Regions from separate parts of the Homo sapiens genome. Here region 2 is linked to region 1. A link is an interaction called in ENCODE POLR2A ChIA-PET data of the cell type or tissue named here. Cell type or tissue: GM12878. All regions are shown on one strand. Links, peaks and the distances in the headings refer to the core of each region. The heading gives the core; the rest is flanking DNA. Region 1 overlaps NEK6 (NIMA related kinase 6). Region 2 overlaps LOC107987037 (a long non-coding RNA gene).

The links. Peaks named below come from ENCODE experiments on the same cell type or tissue, not always from the same donor. Only the 100,000 strongest peaks of a DNase experiment are listed, where the experiment ranks them.
Region 2: POLR2A ChIA-PET joins it to region 1 with 5 read pairs; 1 of 35 experiments calls an interaction of 5 or more read pairs at or near these places.

The regions. Positions count from the first base shown.
Region 1 is chr9:124,282,664-124,291,102 of GRCh38, reverse strand. The region is part of intron 1 of NEK6 (NIMA related kinase 6); the gene reads right to left. Among named protein-coding and RNA genes, the nearest start is that of NEK6, 29 kb to the right of the region's middle. RefSeq lists enhancers at 4,216-4,595, 5,096-5,165, 4,134-5,333 and silencers at 5,422-5,596, 8,039-8,333. In GM12878, for the core only: no CTCF peak of the experiment used is centred there; DNase peaks (open chromatin) are centred at 4,582 and 4,762; H3K4me3 peaks cover 3,153 bases; H3K27ac peaks cover 5,932 bases.
Region 2 is chr9:124,050,178-124,058,616 of GRCh38, reverse strand. The region is part of intron 1 of LOC107987037 (a long non-coding RNA gene); the gene reads right to left. Among named protein-coding and RNA genes, the nearest start is that of LHX2, 43 kb to the right of the region's middle. In GM12878, for the core only: a CTCF peak has its summit at 3,799; a DNase peak (open chromatin) is centred at 3,706.

The sequences.
Region 1 (8,439 bases), core at 309-8,308:
CAGGCGGGGCACAAGGCAGATACCCCATCAGTGGGGTTGTTATTTGATTGTTATTGCATCTTTATTCGGGCCCTGCATTCTCCAAAACGAGGGTGCGGATCCAGGATCAGAGGATGAGGAGTGTTCGTCTTCCCTTCGGGACCCTGCAATGACTCAGACACAGTTCCTGTTCTTACAGGTCCCCAGGAGCAGGCCCTGGAACTGCTACCCACAAGCTAAAAAGAGCACGAAGCTGCTCAGGAAAAGGACCCATGGCTGCTGCTTCTGGCGGGGCCAGGTCACGGGGAGCTTTGGACAACAGGTAGAAAACCTGAGGTGGCCCAGAAGGACCAGCAGGGTTTGGACTAAAGGGGAGGGGGATTCCCAGTAGAGGACACCGTGGGATCAAGGGCACAGAGGCCAGACAGACCCCCCGCCACCCAGTCTGTGAGAGGAATCTGGGCTCTGCAGGCCAGCCCCAGCCCCTGGTCCCCAAGAGGGGCTCTCCGTGGCCAGCACCTGCTTCCTTTTTCAGAACGAGCCACTTCTGCCCTGGGCAAACCACCCCTGTGCCCCATCTGCAGCTCATCGCCACTGGGACTGACACAGGCATACAGCAGCTGAGGCCCTGGAGGACGCGTGAGTGAGATCCTGGCACCGAGGCTCCGCCACCTGACACACACCTTCCCACCAGCCGGCCCCAACTGTCGGGCACATGCCAGGTGCCAGCACCCTTGGGGGCGGAGGCTGGGCCCAGGCCAGCCATCCACAGGCCCTGGGGGCCGGACTCCCAGTCAGGACCTGGTGCGTGTGGCACCCCTTGAGGAGGTGGCCACAGATCCATGTCCCCTACAACCCTGCTAGTGGGCGTTACCAGCCTCATTTCACAGAGAAGGCTCCAGATAGGCCAGGCCAGGGCCTCCTGAGAGTCACCGTGAGCCCCCAGCATCATCTCCACGTGGCTGTGCACACCTCAGTGCATCCAGGTGGCGGCGTCTTCTTTGCCCAGTCCTACCACCCGTACGGTGTGACGGGGCTGGCGCGTAATCACAGCATCTGGGGCCACACCATGGCAACCCCTGCACCTTCCTGTGTCGCTCTCCTTACCAGGATCCTCACTGAACCCTGGAGTTGGGCTTAGGAAGTATGTGGCCATTTTTAGCTCCGCAGGAGTGGCTTGTGCTCTGAGCTGTGCTGTGTGTGGTCTGGTGGCCCAGGACTCATACAGGCCAGACTCCCATAGGGCTGCATGGTCTTGGGAAAGTCACAGGCTATCTTTGGGCCTCAGTTTCCCCACCTGCAACATGAGTGGGTTGGACTCCACAGTCTAGAAGCGCCCTTCTTGTGCAGATGCTTCTTATACGGCTGACAAAGGATCTGTGATTCACTGGGTTGCTCTGGAATTAAACTGGGGATCCTGTATTTAATCACGTGCTCATTTCTGGGCACTAGAAAACCAGATCTTTTCGGTCTGGAATTGCTAAGGGAATTTGTTCTTGGACCCTGGATCACTTCTGAGCCCTCCAGCCCCTGCACACTGCCTTCCTCATGCATAGTAGCCATAGTGACGTGGGGCTGTGGCTTGGATGCCTCCTGGGCTCCCCAACACACAGCCATGGAGGTGTGTATATGGAGGCATGCATCCAGGGCACCCCATCAGTGTCGGGTGCTGGGCCAGATCCTTCAGGGATAGTGCCAGCCTGTGTGCTCACAAAACAACCCTGGAAGGCAGACAGTGTATCCATTTGACAGATGAGGAAACTGAGACTCAGGGAGTCCTAGCTGCAGAGGCAGAGCTTGGATGGGAATGCAGGCCTGAGTCCTGACCTGGACATCCTCAGCAGTGTGTCCAGAGCACCCTCCCCTCAGCGAAGGAGCAGATGGAGTGTGTGTGTGTGTGTGTGTGTGTGTGTGTGTGTGTGTGTGTGTGTGTGTGGCGGGGGGGGGCGGGGGGGGTGTCCAATCAAAGTCTTAACTAGGTCAGGCGTGGTGGCTCACACCTGTAATCCTAGCACTTTGGAAGGCTGAGATGGAAGGATCACTTAAGCCCAGGAGTTCAAGGCTGTGGAGAGCTAGTATTGTGCCACTGCATTCCACCTGGGTGAAAGAGCAAGACCCTCTTTCTAAAAAAACAAAAAACGAAACACCAACCAAAAAACCCCAATGTACTTAACTGCGTTGCTGAATCACAGAAGGGGCCGTTAATTTCAACGTGGGGCAATGAAGGGGGCTGCAGGGAGGCAGTGTCCTGGATCTGAGAAGAGCAGGCCAGGCTGTGGGGAGGTGGAGAGGCAGCAAGCTCAGGGGTCTGAGAGCCCCGAGTACAAATTCGGTGCTGCCTCCATCCGCCCATGTGAGCCTGGGCCAGTCCCAGGGTCATCCCTTTGCAGTTCCCTCTTTTATAAACTAGTAGCCACAGTAGGACCCATCTTGTAGGGCTGCCGTGAGGACCAAGTGAGGTACTTTACATGCAGGTAAAATACCAGCCCAGGATTATCAGGGCCCGGGTATGCAGAAGAGCTTAATAAATGTGGGTACTGGGCCGAGCAGGGTGGCTCACGCCTGTAATCCCAGAACTTTGGGAGGCCGAGGTGAGTGGATCACTTGAGGTCAAGAGTTCGAGACCAGCCTGGCCAACATGGCAAAACCCCATTTTTACTAAAAATACAAAAAATTAGCTGGGTGTGGGGGCGGGTACCTGTAATCCCAGCTGCTCAGGAGGCTGAGCACTGAATCACTTGATTCAGGAGAATCACTTGAACCCAGGAGGCAGAGGTTGCAGTGAATTGAGGTCGCGCCACTGCACTCCAGCCTGGGTGATGGAGTGAGACTCTGTCTCAATCAATCAATCAATCAATGTGGGTACTGCCACTGTTATGATTCCTGTTATCATAAACAACCAGCCCTCACGCAACAGCGATATCCCTGCAACAAGTATTTCCAGAAACCCACTTTCCAGGGAACCCCAGCCTTATGGACACCAGGCCTTTGGGCCTGTGGACCTGGAAGGAGGTGTCCAGGGCCTCTGGGGATCCGCCTTTTGGGAGGGCGAGAGAGGCTGCACAGCTCCTGCTGCATCCTCCCAGGAGCTGGGAAGTGATGGCAAAGCATTTTACAAAGTTACCAGGACAATGAAACTGAGCTGGCCCCCTCCCCCACTGTCTCCATAAAATAAATCTTGGCCCGTGGCTGGTGAGAGACCCTATATATTTACATGACGATTGTGCCTCATGATCACAGGGCTCATGGTTCCAGAGGGTGAAATGACACATTTCTTCTGGGCGGTTTTTTTTTCTTTTTTGAGACAGTGTCACTCTGTCACCTAGGCTGGAGTGCAATGGTGCAATCTTGGCTCACTGTAACCTCCACCTCCCAGGTTCAAGAGATTCTCCTGCCTCACCCTCCCAAGTATCCAGGGTTATACCTGCATGCCACTACACCCAGCAAATCTTTCTATTTTTAGTAAAGATGGGGTTTCACCATGTTGGCCAGGCTAGTTTCAAACTCCTGACCTCAGGTGATCCACCCACCTCAGCCTCCCAAAGTGTTGGGATTACAGGCATGAGCCACCGCATCTGGCCTGGTCAGTTCTTGATGGTCTACAGAGTGACTTTTGTCCACACTATCATAGGGAGCCGCATGACAACCTTGAAAGGTGGGAAGAGTGGGAATGATGTTCATTTTTGAGATGAGGAGATGGGGGCTCAGGAGTGGCCACGACTTGCCCAAGGCCCCTTACCAGCGGGTAGCAAGGTGGGGCTCGGCCCCGTGTCTGCCTACGTCGTGCTCCAGGCCCACCTTGGCACCCATCTCTGAATTCCCAGGCCCAACCAGGCTGGCCCCTGCTGGTGCCAGGGTAACCTGAAAGTGAGCCTACACAAAGGACAGGAGGACCTGGGGGCCCCAATCCTGGGTTCGAGTCTTGTCTCCATGACCTCCTGGCCCCTAGGTCTTTCCCCTAGGGATCCCCATCACTAGGCCAAGAGGGCTGCACCCTGTACGCTCCTGACCCTGATGTCCCAGGGTCTGTCCCCAGGCTTCCCGGTGTGGCCAGCTGTCCCTCTGTCCCCCGCAGCCAGGGGGGCATATCACAGCCGGGGGGCAGCAGGTGGACATATCAACACCTGCTGTGCCCCAGCTGGATCCCAGGTGAGCCAGGGCCTTTCGGGCAGGAAGGAAGAGGGGAGTGAAGTAGGATAGGGCTTGTGTACCTCATCTCACCCTGCCAGGCAGGGCTCATGCACCCATTTCACAGATAAGGAACTAAAGCTCAGAGAGGGGAAGTCCCTACTCATGTCAGCAGCTTCGGAGACAGACTCACACCCTAGGCTGGCAGCCTCTGGAGCTCATGGCTGGGGCGCCCAGCAGAAATCAGAAGGTGACCAGGCCCCTCAGGTCTAATGCCCTGGGGCCTGCAGATGGGACACAACTGGCCCCCGGGCCTCAGCCCCGAGTGGCTCAGGAGCCCAGGAGCACTGCAAGGAAACAGGAGAGCGAGAAAAGTGCAGGCCAGGCTGATGACTCAAATCACCTTTGACACGAGGAGGTGGGCAGAAGCACGCAGCATCTCTGGTGGGTTTCGCCTCGCTTCTTAGAAGGATGCGTCACCAGATTTTGTTTAATCAGCACTCACCCGACCTTCGTCCAGGGTGGCACTTCTTGGCTGGCTTGTCTCTGTGGCAATCACAGACTGGCAGGTGGGGCCACCTCCCTGTCAACAGAGGACACCTTCTCATTTCACAGCCGGGGAACCTGAGGCTGGGGGATTGGTTCCGGGACACACAGCAGGGACTCAAGTCTTCCAACTCCTTTGTCAAGAGGTTAATTTTTCTATTTGTGGAGAAGGGAAAGGAGGATCCTATAGAGCTTTAAAAGAAAGAGAGGGGAAAAAAAGAACTAACAGCTGAATAGAATTGCAACAAGGCCCCCAGCCAGCCCGAAGAGGTTTCAGACATTCTGTGCAGTCGGAATTCTTGTGGGCTGAAGGGTCACGCGATTTCCTCTGCAAAAGGCAGTGTTTAAAAAGTCTGACTGCGGGGGAGGGCAGGGAGGGGGGAACCGTTCACGAGACTAGGAGTCATGAGTTTCAGCCTTGGCTGCCCCAATGACTTGCTGAGTGACCACAGCGAAGTCCCTTGCCCTCTCTGGGCCTCAGTTTATCTGTATTTATTTAGTATGTACCCAGCATCGTTCTATGCACTTGAGTGATGTTAACTTACTTTAATCCTCATAACAGCCTTGTGAGACAGGTAAATTATTATCTCCGTTTTACAGAAGGGGAAAACTGAGGCTTACAGTATGCTGCCCAATAGAGGTGGGAAAACTGGGATCTGAACCCCGGTTGTGTGGCTCCAGAACCCACACTCCTAACTGCTGGTGGCCCGGCCCTCCTGCCTGCGGCCGGCCCTGGCTGCTATCTCGTGTCCTTTCTGTCCTAACAGGCTTTGCATCTGCGGCTTGGACACAGTGGAGCCAGCGGGCCTGTGTTTGGAGATCCTGAACCATCCTCCTCAATCTCGGCTGTTGCTCGGATCTGCTGCCTCTTCCATGAACTCTGATTTCTTCAGTTCACTCAGTAGCCTTCAGAAACTATAGCCTGGGAGACTCTCGGGAGGCTCCCTGGGTCATGGTGGCCATCGACCCAGCTCTTTGAGCCTTGCTGAGAGCCTCAAGTCCAAGCAGGAACAGACGAACCCACTCTGATGTCCGCTTGGAGTTTTACATGCAGGTCGGCCTCTGAGACTGCAGGAGGGGAGCCTGCCATTCAGGCATCCAAGAAAAGAGTGAGAAAAACATCTATTCATAGCCAAACAGAGCCTGCTCTGTGGAAACGGTGCTACCAACGCGACAAGCAGACCAGCTGTGTGAGGGCTTCCCGAAAAGTCTGACCTCAGAGCACCCGCATGGAGGGCTCAAAGGCTTGAGCGGTCACCAAGCCTGTAAAATATGCCTCGACGTTCAACCGTGCCGTGCCTGAGGGAATACGGTTCTGACCCAAAACCTGGGCTTGCCTTCCAAAACGAAATTCTTCAAACAACAGACATTTTTTGGCTTAAACAATCTGCTGATGTGTTTTCCTCTGCTCTCTAAAGTAAGGAATACTCACACTAACAGCCACAAAATCACGTGCCACTACTCCGTGGCACCTACTGCACCACGTATTTGGGTCCACTGGCTCACCCCATGAGGTGGGCATTCCTGCCTTCATTTTGCAGATAGGGAAACTGAGAGTCAGAGTGGTGTAAATTTGAAGACCTGGGAGACAGCAGAGGCAGGGGCTTGAACACTGGTGCCAGCCTGGAGTTGGGGATGAATCTCGGCAGATCCTGTGTCATTAAGGGAAGCTCCCACCAGACATGCAAGAGCAGAGAAAGTTCCACCAGGCGGTGCATGTGGTCTTGGACCCCAGACACACACATTCTTCCCTCCACAGGCGTCCGGAGAATTCCTGCAGGGGCAGGTGTGGAAGGACAGGGCCCAGCTGCAGTCAGAACAACTCCATAGAGACCGCCTCAGTCCTGCCTTTTTAAGACACTGGAACCCATTAACTGGGAATTTTGTGCTGAACGCCCAGAAAATCCCCGGAGCTTTGCTCATAGTTTTGGGTCAACATTGGATAATCATTAAACAAACGTGTGCGTGGTCGCTGCCACGCTCCCATTCCACTCCTGGGAGCAGGAAAGACCCGAGTCCGTTCACTTGAGGCCTCATGTTTCACCAGATCCCCAAGGACTCCATCAGTCCACATCCAGTATTTTATTTTATTTATTTACTTAGAGACGGAGTCTCGGTCTTCGCCCAGTATGGAGTGCAGTGGTGCCATCTTGGATCACTGCAACCTCCGCCTCCCTAGTTCAAGCAATTATCGTGTCTCAGCCTCCCAAGTAGCTGGGATTACAGACATGCACCACCACACCTGGCTAATTTTTGTATTTTTAGTAGAGACAGGGTTTCAACATGTTGGCCAGGCTGGTCTCGAATTCCCAACCTCAGGTGATCCTCCCGCCTCAGCCTCCCAAAGTGCTGGGATTATAGGCGAGAGCCACTGCGCCTGGCCCACATCTGGTATTTTAAAGATGGGGAAACCAAGCCACACAGCAGAGGCGTCACATGCCTCCAGACATTCCATTATTTGCTCACTCAATGGACACACAAGTGCTGGGCACCAAGCGTGTGCCAGGCAAGGGGGACCAATCTCCATCCTCAATGGGGCTCTCAGGCGTCCCTTAAACTACAACCAGGGTGCCCGCTGCTCTGCAAAGCAGGGTGTGGAAACACAAGAAAATGTGCGTGCAGTCTACCTGGGGCATGGGATTTTTCCTCGGAACGGGAAGCAGCTCTGAGTGGAGGAATAGGGGCAGGGCACTCCAGGCAGAGGGCATGGCACGTGCAAAGGCCTAAAGGTGAGGCAAGCCCTGTGCGAGTTGTGGGATAGAGGCCGAAATGACAGCAGTGGCATCAAGCCTGCAGAGGGGAGGTTCAGGAAGTAGGATCCACAGGGCACTGCCATGACCTGCACATGGCTGGTAAGGGGTGCAGAGCCAGGGCTGGCACCCAGCTCTCCAGGCTCCCTTCCAGGGCTCCCTGCACATGACCCTCCCTCCCGCGATACCAAGTCTAGGTGGGTTTTCCTCAATGCCAATCAATGCCTGAGATGCAGCTTAGCAGCCTCTGTCCTCCGTCCAGTGCTACACCCGTGCACTCAACTTCCCCACCCCTGCCCGGTCGTCTCAGCTAACTGTGTCCTAGGACGTGGGGAAGGAAATGCCTATAGATTCTCCTTCCCAAGAGGCCCCACTGAGGCTCCGTCGCAGGAGTGGCATGAAATTTACGTTCTGGGCTCCAAGATGCTCTCTCTCATTCAGTATTGACTGAGCACCTACTATGTGCCAGGCCCTGGGCTAGGCACGGGAAGGGTTTGCCTTGTCATCCCCAGCCTTCCTGAGAGGGTCAGGGCTGGAACTGTGCCTCCTACTTCACAGGAGAGAAGTGGGGCTCAGCAGGGCTCTGGGACTCCCTTGCTTGAGATCACTTGGCAGGGAGTTGTCAGGGCGGAAACGTCTGATCACAGGGCCTTTGCCAAAATAGATAAAGGCCTCTGGGGGAACAGGGGAGGCTGGATTCCCTCCTTCCTGCCCCACAGGCTGCCCTTTGTCCACAAAGCGGGGGAGGCTGTGCTGGTGGGCGCTGCCGGGAATGGCGGGCCCTGTCATTACTGGGAGGGGCCGCTCTCTAACCCAAAAGAGCAGAGCCAGGGCTGGCGGCCTATGCTGGGCGCTGAGACGTTCTCAGCCCTCAGTGGTCCTGGCTGGTGCCACCAAAGGACCAAACGCTGCAAGCCTGTTTTTAAAAAACATCGTGCTGAAGACCCAGATCTACTCAGCACTTGTCTTTGGGGCCTGTATGAAAGCGTAGGAATGAATCTGGGATGCAGAGAGTCAGGGGGATCCCGGCCCTCCC
Region 2 (8,439 bases), core at 329-8,328, 230 kb after region 1:
GCATCTTCACCAACTTAATAGTGTCAAACCTTCCAACTTGTGTGAATCTGAGGGGTATAAAATGGAATCTCTTTGTCGTTTTGTGGGGATTTTTTGTTTGTTTTTTTGAGACAGGGTGTCACTCTATTATCTGGGCTAGAGTGCAGTGGCACGGTCTCGGCTCAGTACAGCCTAAACCTCCTGGGCTCAAGTGATCCTCCCACCTCAGACTCCCAAGCAGCTGAAACTACAGGCATCCACCACCATGTCTGGTTAAAATTTAAAATTTTTTTTTTAATTTTTTTGGAGACAGGGTCTCACTATGTTGCCCAGGCTGGTCTCAAACTCCTGGGCTCAAGTGGTCCTTCCACTTCGGCCTCCCAAAGTGTTGGGCCACCTCGCCTGGCCTCTCTTTGTTGTTTAATCATCAACAAAGAGAGGTTAAGCATCTTTGATTCTTATGCTTATTCACTCTCCCTGTTTCCTTTTTTGTGTTCAGGTCTTCTGCCCATTTTTCTATTGGGTTGTTTGTCTTTTTCTTATCGATTTATAGGCGTTCTTTGTATCTTTTGGATGTTAACCCTATATCTGTAATATATGCTGCAAATGCCTTCCCACAGACTATTGTTGGAATTTTAACTTTGCAGGTAGTTTATCTGTTATACAGAAATATTTGATGCGGCTGAGCTTAAACTTCATATTTTCCTTTATGACGCCTAGCTTTTGTGACTTAAGGGCTCCTTCCCTATCCCAAGACATAGGGAAATTTTCCAACTTTTCTTCTGTAAGCTGTTTTTCACATTTAGGTCATTAATTCATCTCAAGTTTATTTTTGTGTGTGATGTGAGACAGGATCTAAGGTTAATTTTTACATAGGGATAGCTACTTTTCTAAACCCCATTTTTGAATAGTCCATGCTTCCCCTCCACAGATTTGTAATGCCTTTTGATCATACACCAAGGTCCCATATAACTTGGATCAATTTCTGGGTTCCCTTTTCTGTTCCATTATTTGTCTATCGCTGTGTTAACAACCAGGATGTGTTTATTATCAAAGCTTTATCATAAATTAGAACATTGGCTGGGCGTGGTGGTTCATGCCTGTAATCCCCAGCACTTTGGGAGGCTGAGGCGGGTAGATCACCTGAGGTCAGGAGTTCGCAACCAGCCTGGCCAACATGATGAAACCCCCCTCTCTACTAAAAATACAAAAAATTAGCTGGTCTTGGTGGCAGGTGCCTGTAATCCCAGCTACCTGGGAGGCCGAGGCATGAGAATCGCTTGAACCCAGGAGGCGGAGGTTGCAGTGAGCCGGGATCGTGCCATTACACTCCAGCCTGGGCAACAAGAGTGAAAATCTGTCTCAATAAATAAATAAATAAATAACTAAGGATATTGGTTTGGGCAAGACCCCTACCTCATTCTATCTCAGATTGGCCTTCACTATTCTTGCCCTTTTATCCTTCTGTGTTAATTTTAGAATCAGCTTAACAAGTTTGATGACAAATCTTATTGGAATTTTAGTTAATTGCACTGATTTTATGAATCAATCGGGAAAAATTAAAGTACATTTGATGATATTGAGTCTTGTTTTCCATGAATATGATACATACCTTCATTTATTCTTGAGTGTGTGTGTTCTTCAATAATACTTTGTATTTTATCCATAGAGTTGTTACACACATTTTGTTAGTTGATTACTGGGCCCTTACACTTTTCATATCATCTTTCTTTCTGTTACATTTACATTTTCTTTTCTTTTTTTGAGACGGAGTCTTGCTCAGTCGCCCAGGCTGGAGTGCAGTGGCTTGATCTCGGCTCACTGCAACCTCCGCCTCCCAGGCTCACGCCATTCTCTTACCTCAGCCTCCCGAGTAGCTGGGACTACAGGCGCCGGCCACCATGCCTGGCTCCTTTTTTTTTTTTTTTTTTTGTATTTTAGTAGAGACGAGGTTTCACCATGTTAGCCAGGATGGTCTCGATCTCCTGACCTCGTGATCCACCCGCCTCTGCCTCCCAAAGTGCTGGGATTACAGCTGTGAGCCACCGCCCCCAGCTACATTTTCTAATTGGTCATTGCTTGTAGCACACTGTGGATTTTCTAGGTTGATTTCATATCCAGCAACCCTAATTTCTTCACTTTATAGTTCCAGACAGAAGGAGAGGGAGTTTTGAATTTGATGAGTTTGCAGCGTCCCAAGGCAGAATGCAGTGTAGACAAGGGATTTAGAGCATGGACGTTGCCATCTGACAGGTAAACCTGGGTTTGAATCCTGGATCTACCACTTACTAGGTGGATAAGTTACTTAACCTCTCTGAATTAATAAGCATTCCCACCCCCAGGCTATTGTGAGGAGTCAGGGAGACAAAATGCATTCTAGTGCCTAGCATGGTGCATCACACAAAGAAAGTTTAATTGATGCTTGTTCCTGTAATTGCTACTAACTGGCTTCTCCTGCATAGCTGGGGAGATCATTATCCATAGTAAAAGAAATCAATGCCTACTTCTACTCATCATTAAGAAGCTATCTGGAGTTGCCAGTAATCAGCAGCTTGATCATGAATTAACACCCATATTGTCTGCCCATTTGGAGCTCACGTTTAAAACCCATTTGTTTTCTTTGTCTATGCCATTTTAATATACACGGCCTCACAATCAACAAATAAATAGCCTGTCATCAGCCATCGATTTGAGAAACCCTGGAAGACCCCTGCCCATCTATTTGGCCCACTCCCCCTATATCCTGAGCCACCAAGTCAGATCAAACCAAACATACCCTTCAAGTAATTCCTCCAGCTATTTGCTCATGATGTGGAACCAGACAAATGGGCAGACAGAAACTTAACTGTATTTATATTGTCAGTAGATTCACTACACCTTCTAGTGTGTTCTAATCACCTGTTTTCACAGGGCCCAAATCCAATATCTCTGAAGCCCAGTATCCAGAAGAGAACTTGACGGTGGGTGAGGTTGAGAAGGGAGAATGGGAAGGCAGGAGGAATGAATCTGGGCTTTCTAAACCACAGCCAATGGAGGACCAGAGAGAACACTGTAGAAGGATTCTGAGCTGGGCACAGTGGCTCACGCCTGTAATCCCTGCACCTTGGGAGGCCGAGGCAGGCGGATCACCTGAGGTCGGGAGTTCGAGACCAGCCTGGCCAACACGGCAAAACCCCGTCTCTACTAAAAATACAAAAATTAGCTAGGCGTGGTGGCAGTTGCCTGTAATCCCAGCTACTTGGGAGGCTGAGGCAGGGAGAATTACTCGAACCTGTGAGGCGGAGGTTACAGTGAGCCAAGATCACGCCATTGCACTCCAGCCTGGGTGACAGAGCGAGACTCCGTCTCAAAAAAATAAATTAATTAAATAAATAAAAGAATTCTGAAGGCTCACATAATGTTTCAAGCCATGACTAAAGCTCATGCATTTTGTTCATAGAAACTGTCCCTGCCCAAAGCTCCGCCTCCCAGGACTGCCTCCCCAAGGGCCAGAGTAATTGCAACAATAGGATCTGGCTTACAGCAGGCCCTCGGTAAATATTGCTGAAAGCCCACTGCATGCCAACCACTACGAGAAGCCCTTTCTAGACATTAGCGCATTGACTTATCCCAACAAACCACAAAGAGGGTGGACATCCCTACAAGGAAACCACAGCAAAGAAGGGCCAGGGCCAAGATAAGGACTCAGAACCATTCTGTGGTTATTGGTTTAGTTTTTGGGGTTTGTTTTTCCCCCAGATGAATGAATGCTACTGTAGACTGATAAGCATTACTCTAGTTTCAGTGAGTAACTTCACTGGCCCTCTGAGCACTGCCGCTGGGTGGCTGAGTCATTTAAACACACTGCTGAGTGTTTTCACCAGACTGAGAAGTATTTGATTGGGCTGCTAAGTGCTTCTGCTCAGCTGCTAGGCATGGGGGCAAGCCCTGAGCTCATTGGGGGTGATTGGATCACCCGGCTGTGCTCAGGACCCTGGCACTGGTATTTCCCTTGGGGAACCCCACTGGCAGAACAACAGCTTCCCAAACTCTGGGCAGCAGCTGCTCCGGCTTCATGAAAAAAACTGAGCCTGGCTCCCCTTGTCTCCCCCCAGCTCCCAGAGAGCCTGAGGCACAGCTGGGGCAAGGCTGGGGGTGGGAGGAGGCCTCTGGGGCCCTGATCCACAGGGTTCACCCTGGCAGAAGCTTTGGGGCTCAGGGACCATCCCCCCATCCTTAAAACCTTCCAGAGTCGGTATTGCCACAGACCGTAATGTAGGGGCTGAAAGAGGAGGCTCCCAAGCAGATGCCCAAAGACATCAGAGGCTCAGAAGCCACTGAGTCCACCATGCACTAGCCCATTGCACAGGTGGTGAGAGTGAGGTCCCCAGTCAGACTCTTTATAGGAGCACCTATCAGATCTGCCCCTTATGATAGCATCCTGGCAGACCTTACCCTCCCTTCCCTGGGAGGGGCCTGAAAGGGCCCAGGTATAGCCCATTCCCTCCCTGCTCCATGCCCAACTTGACCTTCCCCTCAGGAATCCAAGCCACACACTCCAGAAGCTGCCACTGGGGCCCCAGAGAACTCTGGGCTCACCTCCCAAACAACTTTTTGTATGTACTCCTTTTAAAGTTATAAAAAATCTCTCGTTGATTTTTCCAAGTTTCTCTTATAACAAAAGTACTAAGTACAGGCTTTGTTAAATATACACCTCAGCTATGACCCAGCAATTCCACTCCTGGGTATACACCCAAGATGTGAGTGCCACCAAAAGGCCTGACACACATGTTCATAGCAGACTTGTTCATAATGGCCCAAACTGGCAAACTGGAAACAACCCAAATGCCCATCAATAGGAGACCGGATCAATGTTTCGTGACACATTTCTACAATGGAGAACTACACAGCAGTAAAAAAGGAACAAACCACTGATACGTGCAACACCATGGGTGAATCACACCATTATAATGATGCTATCTTTCTGCTCCTTAGCTCAGCTAGGTCCAGGGTCTTGTCTCATGACCAGGAAGAATTAAGCATGCAGACACCAGAGAGTGAGTGGGGTAGAATTTATTAAGTGAAAGGAAAGCTCTCAGCAAAAAGAGGTGACATGAGGGATGGTTCTCCTACCCGAAGGTGGAAAAGTACCCAGTATGGCTGAGCCCAGGGCTTTTTATGGGATCATAACAGGGAATGCATGCTGACTGGTTTTTGAGTATGCAAAAAAGGTTAAAGCAAAGACACCACTCAAAGGTGGGCATGACATTGTAGAAAACCAATTAGGAAAGGGTAGGTAAAATAGGTGAAGGATTAGGATCAATCAGAGGAAAGCATGCCAAATGGAAGGTGGGTTTTCAATCCGGTCTGAGGATTTACCCAGGACTGTCTGTGGCTGGAAGGTCAGGTGTCACTGGAGACCCACCCCTATCTGCCTAGGCATTTGGCTGCCTCCTGTCACTATCAATAACACGAAGTCAAAACTCCAGGCACAAAAGAGCATTTTACTGTATTATTCCATGTCCACGAAGTTCAAGAACAGGCAAAACTATTTCAAGATGATAAAAGACAGGACCATAGTTACCTCTGAGGGCAGATATAGACCAGGAAAAGGTAAAAAGGGACTTCCTGGGGCACTGGAAATGTCTATACTTTGATGTGGGTGTGATTACATGGGTGTACATACACATGTAAAAAATCATCAAACTATACACTCATAAGTACACTTTGCTGTATGCATGTTATATGCCACTTTCAAACATAATTTTGTAAAGTATATATCAGCCAAAACAAAACAAAACGAAATACAAGCTCGCTGTTAGTCAACAAGTACAGAGGCCTTTAAATAAATTCCAGCTCTCCCCACCCCGAACACCAGCCATTTCTCTCTCTTATTCCTGTGTGTCTATCCCCAGCTGCAACCTGGAGAAACTTCAGGCCCTGAGGAGACACCCTGCTGGGGACCTGCTCCCCCCATCAGCCCTCCCCTGCAAGACTTGCCTATCCTGCTGCTGTGACCCCGCCAGGAGAGTTCCAGGGCCTGTGCCGGGGGCTCTGCTGAGCTTAAAGTCCACTCCGGGTCCTGGGAGATGGACCAGGTGGGTTTTCCTGCCTGGAAGTGGCATCACTCAATTGATGGAGGTGGGTGACTCAAGCTCCTGCTCCCCCGCCCACCCCATCTCCTCATTCACCCCTCTGAGTCCCACTTTTCTGTCCCCCTTTCCTGGGTGGTTTCCTCAGGAGGGCTATTAGGAGGAGGAGCTCCTGGGCTTGGCAGGAGGTTCACGTGACACACGTTGTCAATTCTGCCCATTTACACACCTCCTAGGCCATCCAGAGGAGCATTCAGCCATCAAACAGTGAGCAACTGGGCCTTCAGCCTGTCTCAGTCCTTTCCAGGAACCCTCCAGCTTGGGACAAAGCAGAACCATTCTGGGAGCCCACACCCCAAGTTAAGATCACCCAAGAATCCCAAAGAGATGAGGGGAAAATATGAAAGTGAAAGTGTCCCCTGTCCTGTTTTTATACCTCGCATGACAGGGAGCTCACTCTCTGCTAGGGCTGCCTCCCCGCTCCCTAGTTAGTCCTGACCATGAGAATCCTTTGCTCACACAGAGAGGAAATCCAGAGCTTATGGCTGCACCTCTCGCGTGACCACCTCAGCCAGGTTTGGCCAGGGCTTTTCTGACTTTAGCACTAGAAAGTCCAGTATTCCAGGAAAACCCTCAGTCCTGAGCCAACCAGATCAGGTAGTTCCATTATCCCACCCCTGCACCCACACCTAGCTCCACCCTCTGGGTCACTTAAGAAACATCACCTCGGCCGGGAGCGGTGGCTCACGCCTGTAATCCCAGTGCTTTGGGACGCCGATGCAGGTGGATCACCTGAGGTCAAGAGTTCGAGACCAGCCTGGCAAACATGGTGAAACCCCATCTCTACTAAAATACAAAAATAACCCGGGCATGGTGGCGTGTGCCTGTAGTCCCAGCTACTCAGGAAGGTAAGGCAGGAGAATAGCTTGAACCAGGGAGGCGGAGGCTGCAGTGAGCCGAGATCGCACCACCATCCTCCAGCCTGGCAACAAAACAAGACTCTGTCTAAAAAAAAAAAAAAATCATCATCTCGTCAGGGTTTCGTACACAGCAGAGCAGCTCCCTCGCTGCAATCTATTGAAAGTCAGCCCTTGACACAAGGGTTTGTATTTACCAAAAAAAGAAAAAACATAAAGGAATCACCATCTCAGGGCTCCTCTCCATGGCACTTGGACAGGTGCCATGTCCAAGCCTAGCACCACTTCACTCTCCCAGGCCTCACTGTGTACCATTTGTTCATTCATACATTTACTGTATTTATTTGTTCATTCATACATGTACTGTATTAATGGCTATAAAAGCTAACATTTATAGCCATTCAGAATGGCCTAGAGACTTAAAGTCTCAGCCCTGGAGTCAAACCAACCTGGATTCACTTCCTGGCTGTGTGACCTTGCATATGTTACTTAACCTCTCTGAGATTTCACTTGCTCATCTCAAGTTGGAAACAATACACCTCTACCTCATGGGGGTGTTGTATTAAATGAGACAGTGAGTGGGAAGTGCTTACCCTGGGGCCTGGCACTTACTGAGTACTTGGTAAATGTTAGCTTTTATTTAGTATTCATTCATCCAAAACCACATTGATCATGTATTTACTCTATCGGGGCCCTAGTCCAAGCACACAGAAGTAACCCAGACGTGTCACCCCCATGCCCACACACACACACCAGGATGCTCACAGGCTGGTGTGGAGAGCGGAGGTGAACGCAGGCAATTATATATATATCATCATGAGAAGGGCTTGGAGGAGACAAGGTCAAGGGCAGAACTGCCTGGGAAGCTTCCCAGAGTAGATGCTATTTATCTGGGCCTTGCCTGAGAGAAGCTTGGGGGAAGGGTATTCCATGAAGAGGGACTAGCAAGGGGCAATGGCTAGAATGCCTTATACAACATGGCGCACTCAGGAGGTGAGTGACTAACTCAGTACTGCAGGGTCTGGGTTGCACGTAGAGGAGGCCAGAGAAGGAGATGGCCTAGAAAGTTTAGAAAGAGCTTTTCTTTCTTAATAAAATAGGAAAATGTTTAAACACGATAAAATACTGATTTCAACCCAAAAGCCAGCATCATGCTTAAAGACGAAACACTGAAAGCATTCCCATTATGATCAAGAGTAAGAAAGTGTGTCTGTATTTTTTGTTTTGTTTTGTGGTTGGTTTGTTTGTCTGAGACGGAGTCTCGCTGTCATCGGCCTGAGCTGGAGTGCAATGGCGCGATCTTGGCTCACTGCAAACTCCGCCTCTCGGGTTCCAGCAATTCTCCTGCCTCAGCTTCCCGAGTAGCTGGGATTGCAGGCGCCCACCATCACAACCGGCTAATTTTTGTATTTTTTAGTAGAGATGGGGTTTCACCATGTTGGCCAGGCTGGCCTTGAACTCAAGACCTCAGG